Regions from separate parts of the Mus musculus genome. Here region 2 is linked to region 1. A link is a contact called in ENCODE Hi-C or POLR2A ChIA-PET data. All regions are on one chromosome and are shown on one strand. Each heading gives the region's core, a stretch centred on a gene start or an enhancer-like site at or near the end of the contact. The rest is flanking DNA. Distances are from core to core; before and after follow the strand shown.

What was found. A loop is a pair of places that touch in the nucleus more often than their neighbours do. ChIA-PET counts read pairs that join two places held with the same protein, here RNA polymerase II (POLR2A).
Region 2: a map of Patski shows a loop between it and region 1 (2.5-fold over the local background). The contact joins the enhancer-like site here to the promoter of Tnfrsf21 in region 1. A Hi-C loop is called at or near these places in 1 of 37 maps with a recorded cell type or tissue (Patski). POLR2A ChIA-PET finds 5 or more read pairs at or near these places in 2 of 5 experiments (Patski and embryonic stem cell).

The regions. Positions count from the first base shown.
Region 1 is chr17:43,014,532-43,018,558 of GRCm38, reverse strand. Tnfrsf21 (tumor necrosis factor receptor superfamily, member 21) reads right to left here and starts at 2,004. Exons shown (of 6, transcript NM_178589.3): 1 at 1,467-2,004. The coding sequence starts at 1,562.
Region 2 is chr17:43,325,203-43,329,229 of GRCm38, reverse strand. It overlaps a transcript of Adgrf1 not described here. Among named protein-coding and RNA genes, the nearest start is that of Adgrf1, 57 kb to the right of the region's middle. Within about 2 kb of position 2,374, at least 2 of the 3 ENCODE cell types and tissues checked have a DNase peak (open chromatin) inside an H3K27ac peak, as active enhancers do.

The DNA of each region.
Region 1 (4,027 bases), core at 755-3,254:
ACTTTCTTTAGCCCTCTCTCTCTCTCTCTCTCTCTCTCTCTCTCTCTCTCTCTCTCTCTCTCTCCCTAAACACACACACACACACACACACACACACACACACACACACACACACACACACACACACACAGAAAGAGAGTCAGCCAGAGAGAGAGACAGAGAGAGACAGAGAGAACCAGAATGTCTGTAGAATGAATTCCCAGGCCATAGCAACTGTCATGCCTTGGGATGGAAGCAGTAGATCTTGGCTGGCCAGGCAGTAAGCCCTTTAGAGGAAGGAGACAAGAGGCCTGCCTTCCCTTACACAGCCCAACCATGAAAACAAGCTCTTTTTTGTTTTTGTTTAGTTTTTAGCTAACAACCTTCATCCTCCCTGCAGGGATGAAAGACATGATTGGTTTATAGCATCTCAAGGGTTTGAATTCAAATTTTCTTCCACCTAATTCCCCACTTGGCCCCAATATTGGAAATAAAGGGCCAGCTGGGGGTAAGTTTTGGATAAGGGATGATGTCAGGTTTTGATCAGATAAAGTGATGGAGGATTGCAATCCGGGCACGCCCCAGATTTGGGTGCTGAGAGAGCCTGCATCATCTTGCTTGGTGACATGTCTAAACACAGAAAGGGAGAAATAAGAAAAGGATGGGGAAAATTAATCGTCCTTTATGTAGCTCTTTCCCCTCCCCCTCGACTGAGAGCCACAGCGCCGGTTGGCTCCAAGCCTGTGCTTTAGAGGCGCCTGGGTCTCTGGGTCCTTCTTCTCCTCCTCCCCCTCCCACCCCACCCCCACCACCCACCCGGGCTCCTTCTTCTTCTTCTTCTTTTGGCTTGCAGAAATCAGGACCCATCTGAACTAAGAGGGAGGAGAGAAGCAAGGAAGCTGAAGCAAGGGGTGGCCTGCGCCCTACTCCGGAAAGCTTCGCGCGCGGAAGCATGCAGCGGTTGCTCGCGTCCGGAGCGCACCGATCCGGCTGTCTCCACTGCGGTAGCATCCGGACATGACATTGCAGTAGCGACAAAGGAGCGGCCACAACCGGCAGCTGGCTACTGACAGGACTACTCGGGCCTCGCACCGCGCCGAGGGTCTGGCAGCGAATGATATTGGGGTGAGGCTGGGTGTTGGGGTGCGAGATAGGCCGAGTCGGGGGCAAAAACCCAAAAATGCGCAGGACCTCGAGGCGGACACCTCTCGCGCCTCCTTCAAGCAGCCAGATTGCAAGAAAAATAATTCTTTAACACTCACTAGCCTTAGCTCACCACACACACACACACACACACACACACACACACACACACACACACGATCTAGTAGGAGTCCTCCTCGGTCTGGCTATTGCCTTGTAACCAACCCTTCCAACCCGTCTGGTCCCACCGCGCGCCTCCGGCACTACGGGCCCGAGGACCCGCCCGGCTCCCGGACACAGGCTCGAACGTAGCCGCCACCCTAGGGTCCCCTCCTATCGCTCACCAGGAGAAGAGAGCCGGCGACCATCGTGGCTCCGACTTGGCCGGCGGTGCGGCTGCAAGAGGCGAGGGCGGTGATGCTGCTTGCCCGGGTCCCCATGGCCGAGCTCGGGGCTCGCAGCGGCGCCCGGGGCGCTCGGCCCCACGGCAGCTGGAATTGGTGGCTGTTTCTGCCCAGCGCCGCATCCACCGCCGCCTCACGGGCGGTGAGCCCATCTACCTCCAGCAGCCCATGTGCACTGCAGCAGCCAGGCACCCAGGCGGAAGAGGGAGGCAGCAGGGGAGGCTCCGAAAGGCGCTCAGCACCTGCCCAGGGGCGCTGGCGCCCGGGCGGTGAGAAGCAGGCGCGCTCGCAACCCGCGCCTCCCGGTGCTCTCCAACGACAGCGGCTGCGGAGAACCAGAGAGCAGGGCTAGCCGCGACAGTGCTAAAGAGCGACTTCCCATAGCGAAGCTTCCAGCCACTATCAAGCACTCGCCTCCTCCGCTGCCTAGACCGGCCGGCGAGGGACTGAGTCGGATGGCCACTCAGCTCGGGGACACACGTGGTGGCGCCGAAGGGGCGGAGAACGACCCTTTGTGATGTCACCCGGGAGGAGGCCGGGCTCTTTGTGCAGATGGAAAGAACTCAAGGCGCTCCAGAAACCGAGGGGAAGGAGAGGGTGCCCCTTGGCGTTAGCTGGAGGAATTGCGTTTGCTTGTTAACCTGCACACACCCCTCACCCCGACTTAACTTTAAAAAAAAAAAATGATTCCAAGTAGATTGTATGTAAAACAGAGACTATTTTCTTTTCCTAACATAAATATTAACAACAGCCAATATAACTTGCGCATAATGGCGCAGGCCTGTATTTTCATTGCCAGGAAAGCTGAGGAAGGAGAATTTGAAGTTGGAGGGAAATTCTGAGCTACACAGAAAACTCCTATCTCATGCATGCATGCATGCATGCATGCATGAATGAATGAATGAATGAATGAATGACCTGAGCATAACGGTGCCATTAAGCACTCTGTATAATGAGAATATGAACTTCTCCAATTCCAGGCCAGCCAAAATTGGAGTTCTACACAAGCCTGGCTTACAGAGCAAAATCCAGTCTCAGAAATCAATCAATCAATCAATCAATCAATCAATCAATTAAAGGAGCTAGAAAAAAAGCAAAAACCATGGAGCTTACATCAATTGCCAGACACAAAGAGACGTGTGTGTTGGTTCCCAAACTGCTGTGTTTTGAGGTCTGCTGTGTTCTCACAGTGGAGCAAAAGGAAAAAGCAAGTGTAGTCTCGGCATTTATGTGTGGCTCCCCTGCTTCCTGACTGCAGACCCGGTTTAACCAGCTGCCTCCTCTCCTCTCCTCTCCTCTCCTCTCCTCTCCTCTCCTCTCCTCTCCTCTCCTCTCCTCTCCTCTCCTCTCCTCTCCTCTCCTGCAATAACTGTATCCCTGAAACTGTTAGCCAGAAGAAACCTCCCCGTCTCTCAGTATTGTTGGCTATTTGTTCTCAGCAGTGAGGAACCTGGACAGAAACAACACTAAGCATCCCTGACAGGGAGTTGCCATGGTAGGAGCCCTATTTCCTTCCTTGCCAGTTACTACATGGAGAGTTGGTTCTTTTTCTCGGCATTCTTTGGAAGAATGAGATGTATTTAAAAATTAATATGAGGATTAATCCTACTCTCATCTTTCAAACATCTGCCAGTTAAAGAAATAAAACATATATTTAAAAAAGCTTGACCATAAACCCTGAAGGGGAATGCTGTAATATTAAGTTTCCAGTAAAAAATTTTTTTAAATTCTGAAAAATACTATCCTTAAATACAGAATTTTGTGAAAGGGGGTGATATTTCAACTTGAAATTCTCAAACTCTCTCCGAGGCTTCCAAAAGTGAAGGGGGATTACTATGTCTTCATGTATAATAGGGCCAATTAATTCTTCAAAACTTCAAATTATTGGCCACCACAATCAAAGGTCTTTCTGTTTAAAAGGGGGTGGGGGTGGGAAGTGAGATATTAAAGAAAAGGGGTCAGCTGACACCTTGCAGACAAATATGAGTTACTTGAGGTAATGTATGATTTGATCTTCCAAGCTGGGAGACTTTAATTTGGGTAAGTGTGGTTCTGACCTGCTCGTTCTCTTTGTTCTTCCTATTGTTTTCATGTTCCATAAGGTCCTTATGGGGCACTAATCATCAGAATTCAATTTTTCACGGGCCTTTGGGTTTGAGTTTGGTTTGGTTGGCTGGCTGCTTTTGGGTTGGGTCTTGCTGTGTAGCTCAGGTTAGCCTCCAGGGGATGGTTATCCTCCTTCATCACCACCTGAGTTACAGCCATGCAATCTCGATGCCTCTTGATACAATATATTCAGTTCATCTTGCTTACTGCTAACTAAGTAAAAACCCCTTAGTATTCTTCATCACAAACAAAAAACAAACAAAACAAAACAAAACAAAAGTGTCTATTGAATCTAGTTAGAATATAAAATGCTGGTGAGATGACTCAGCACTCAGCAGGTAAGAGCACTGACTGCTCATCCGAAGGTCCTAAGTTCAAATCCCAGCAACCACATG
Region 2 (4,027 bases), core at 1,125-3,624, 310 kb before region 1:
TGACCTGGTGTGATCTGTCCGGGTAGGAGCTGCTGTCTAACACAACACTTTGTGGTCCTGGTGATCCAAGCATTTAGGAGGTAGAGGCAAGAGGATCAGGAGTTACCTTTAGCCAGGCAGTGGTGGCGCTCGCCTTTAATCCCAGCACTTGGGAGGCAGAGGCAGGCGAATTTCTGAGTTCGAGGCCAGCCTGGTCTACAGAGTGAGTTCCAGGCCAGCCAGGGTTACTCAGAGAAACTCTGTCTCAGAAAACCAAACAGCAAACCAAACCAAACTGAAACGAAAGAAAAAGTTACCTTCAGTTACATGGAGAGTCAAGCCAACCTGGGATAAGTGAGACTGTCTTAAAGTGTGTGCTTTGGTAGAAATGTGTGCCTTGGGGAGGAGTTACAGCTTGATGGTCATGTAGTAGTAGCATGATATGGGAGAGACCACTGGTTCAATCAAAAGAGTGCATGCGCATGTGAACAAGCGCATGCGCACACACTCACAGAGAATCTGAGCAGGGGTAGGGAGAACTGCCCCATGGTTTGGTGGTAGAAATAATATACTTTTCCTGTTTGAGCTAAGGTCTCCCTGCGTAGTTTAGATTTGCCTCAAATTCATGAACCTCTGACTTCAGCCTCCAGAGAGCTGAGGGGTGACTGAAATGGGTCTCTGTACCCATTTTAGAGATGAAATCTTTTAAAAGACAACCTCAGAAGTTCAATTTTAACACCCCCCCCCAAAAAAAAACCCCAAAAAACCAAAAAACCAAAACCTAGAGCTGTATGGATATAATGGCACGGTCTTCGCTGCTTCCCTGAGGCAAAGCCAAGTAGAAAGAGGAAAAGAGAGACCCTGCTAGGCCTTAAATGGAGCACAGAAATAGATGTTGGCTGATGGAAAAAGCTGAGGTGAGATTCCGTTGAAATCGTCTTCATTCGCCAATATACTTATATACAAGAAAACTCCCAACTTCGAGTGAGCTCCAGGGAAGGTGTAGGCAAAGCTCCCCAGGAATGAAGGTAAAGACCTAATTTTATAACATTTTTATGGAGTTCCGTATGTGTGTTCTAGTAGAGTCTATATATGGTCTAGCTATGCGTACAGGGCTGGAAGGCCTTGGGAGAGTGTAACTCAGTCTGGGACTGCAGAGATAAGGAGGAAGATCTGTTTACTGTTTCCTGGTCCCAGGGCCCAGCCTGAGCCCCAGGATAGAGGGCAGAGGCACTGTGCTGAGTAGTTTCCTGTTGACTTGACACAAACTGAGGTCACCTTGGAAGAGGGAACTGAGAAAATGCACTCCCCCCCCCCCCCCCAACCCCGGGAGATTGACCAAGTATCTGGGGCATTTTCTTAATAAATAATTGCTGCAGGGAGGGGCCATTCCACTAGGGCTAGAGCTACCCCTGGTAGAGGTAGTGCCGGAATACACGCGCGCGCACACACACACACACACACACACACACACACACACACACACACACAAGCTAACAAGTCATGAGAGCAGTAAGCGTATTCCCTCCAGGTCCCTGCCAGGCTTGACTCGGGGCCTTGGTTTTCCTTAGTATCCGACTGTGGTGGGGATGAGTAAGACAATAAGCCCCTTCCTCCCCAAGTTGCTTTTGGTCATTGTCTTTATCACAATGCTAGAAAACAAAGTGAGCCATGCATTCATTGCAAGGCAGCTCCGATGATCTCTCCTGGACAGCATTTGAGCTCTAAGTCTCTGCTGAGGATGCAAGTCACCTGTTTATGGGTGTTAGGCCTTAAGAACAAAACCAAAACCGCAAAATGAGCAACGCAGCCACTTCAGGCGTAGGGGTAAAGCGCAAACCTTACGCAATTCTCCAAAGTACTTTGTTCCTAGCAGTTAAATCTGAAAAGCACACGGGAGTACCAGTCAATCTAGCCCTAAGGTCCTTGACTCAACCCTGTATCCACTCATGATGTCCCAAAAGTGTACCCAGTTCACACAGGCTGGTTTCTAGCAGGTGAAATCGCTTACAGAACCAAGCAGATTCCCGCCTTGCTGAGAAGCAGCCCTCACAGTTTATCAGCGCCCCGGGGCACAAATCCAGGAAACAGAGGCATTGTTTGCCCCTCAGCTGAGCTATTATGCTCTGGTCTTCCTAATCTTTCCTACTGAACAGAGAAAGGCTTCAGCAACATTCCTAATCAGAGAAGCAGCATCAACACTGTCGCCCCCCACCACCACCCGGGCACCACCATCCCCCGCCCCGCCCTCACTACCCCAGCGCGCCTCTTGCCCTGCTCCCCACCCCCTCCCCGGCCGCCCCGCTTCCCACCGGCGTCATATCCTTTGTGCTAGGGACACAATTAAGCTTTCAAGGTGTCTGCGTGAGTTTCTTGGTCAGAGCCTGCCCCCTCAAGTTAAGTGACCGTAAGTACAGTTCAGCTCAACAGCCTTCTTGCCAAAGCTTCGTGTTTCCGAGAAGGAGGAAAGAGGTCTGGGAGTTTTTAACTGACGCCTGCTTTGAGCTGAGAAACTTCCTAGAGAGTGGAGCAAGTGGCCATCTCGTTTGCTCTGGAAATAGAGCAATAAAGGCGACTCTTCTTCGGAGTTCTTTACAGAGTTATACAAAGGCAAACCTTTTTTTTTAAATTAAAAGTTTATTTTAATTAAAAATATTAGTGTTTCACTTAGCATATACAAAAATAGTTCCCCCCTACACTATCCTCTCCCCCAGCCCCCACTTGTTCTCTTTCTCCCCCAGATATCTCTTCTGCCTTTATGCCACAGACATGTGTGAGTGTGCATTATTAGCTTTCAGGGAGGGAGAGAGGAGGGGACACACACACACACACACACACACACACACACACACACACACTCTACAGGTTGGGGTTTGGAAGGGTCATTCATTTCAGACAATAGACCATAGCAGGAGTTCAAAGGCAACGTTTTGGGTCCACAAGACAAAGGATGTCTCTCCTTTCAAACGTTTCTAGTGTGGGCTGGAGGGGGCTATACTGAGAGGAAGCAGGCTTAGTTAATATGTGACCCATACAGCGTAGGCGAGTGTTGAGTCACTAAGGCACTATGGGAGAGTGGGGCCACAGTCCAGCTGCTTCAGATCCCATGCTCAGTGGAGGTCTAGGCCCTGTGAGAAACCCTCTCCGCTTGGGTCTGAAGTGTCTGGGTACTCAGTCTATCACGTGCATGTATAGTGGAGCTGAAGAAATTTGTCTCTGACCTTTACATATTTTTAAAAATACCACAGTATTTGCACTAATTCTTTAAGAGTTCCATATTACATATGTTGATCATAATCACTCCTGACTCCTCCCCACAACTCCTATCAGACCCACTGCCTCCTCCCTACCCCACTACTTAATCTCTCATTCTCTCTCTCTCTCTCTCTCTCTCTCTCTCTCTCTCTCTCTCTCTCTCTCTCTCTCTCTCTCTCTCTCCCTGATACTATCTTACAACAGATAGTGTCCTGATCCTCTGGCTCTTACACTCTTTCCTCTCCTCTTCTGCAATGTTCTCTAAGCCTTGGGTGTAGGGGTCGTGTTGTAAATACATTGATTGGTCATTGGCCTAAGAGCCTGTTGCCCTCAGCATTTGACCAGTTGTGGGTTTCTATGATGGTCCCCGTCTGCTGCAATTAGAAGCTTCTTTAGCCTTGGGTGAGAGCTACTCCTACCTGACGATTAAAGGACACACGTTTAGAATAAAGTCAAAATGGTTTGGAAAAGTGGCTTTTCTGAAGCACCCTGCTGATCTTTGACTGCCCATACCTAGGAGCAGAATACAGAAACCTTATTGGGCATCATGTGCCTGGGGGGGGGGAGGGGGAGTTTGGTGAGTCTTGCTTCTCTGCTGGAGTGATCTAGATAATGATCCCAGCACCTGCTCAAAGTCAATGCCTTTGGGTTTTTCTCATGATAGAATTAGATATTTAGAGATGTTACTTTGGACTCTTCCGTAGAAAACATGAGACTTGCCTCTCTGTTGGTGTTCACTTGGTCCCTTCTTTTCAGGATGATGATACTTCCCTTAGTTACTTGCAACATCTCT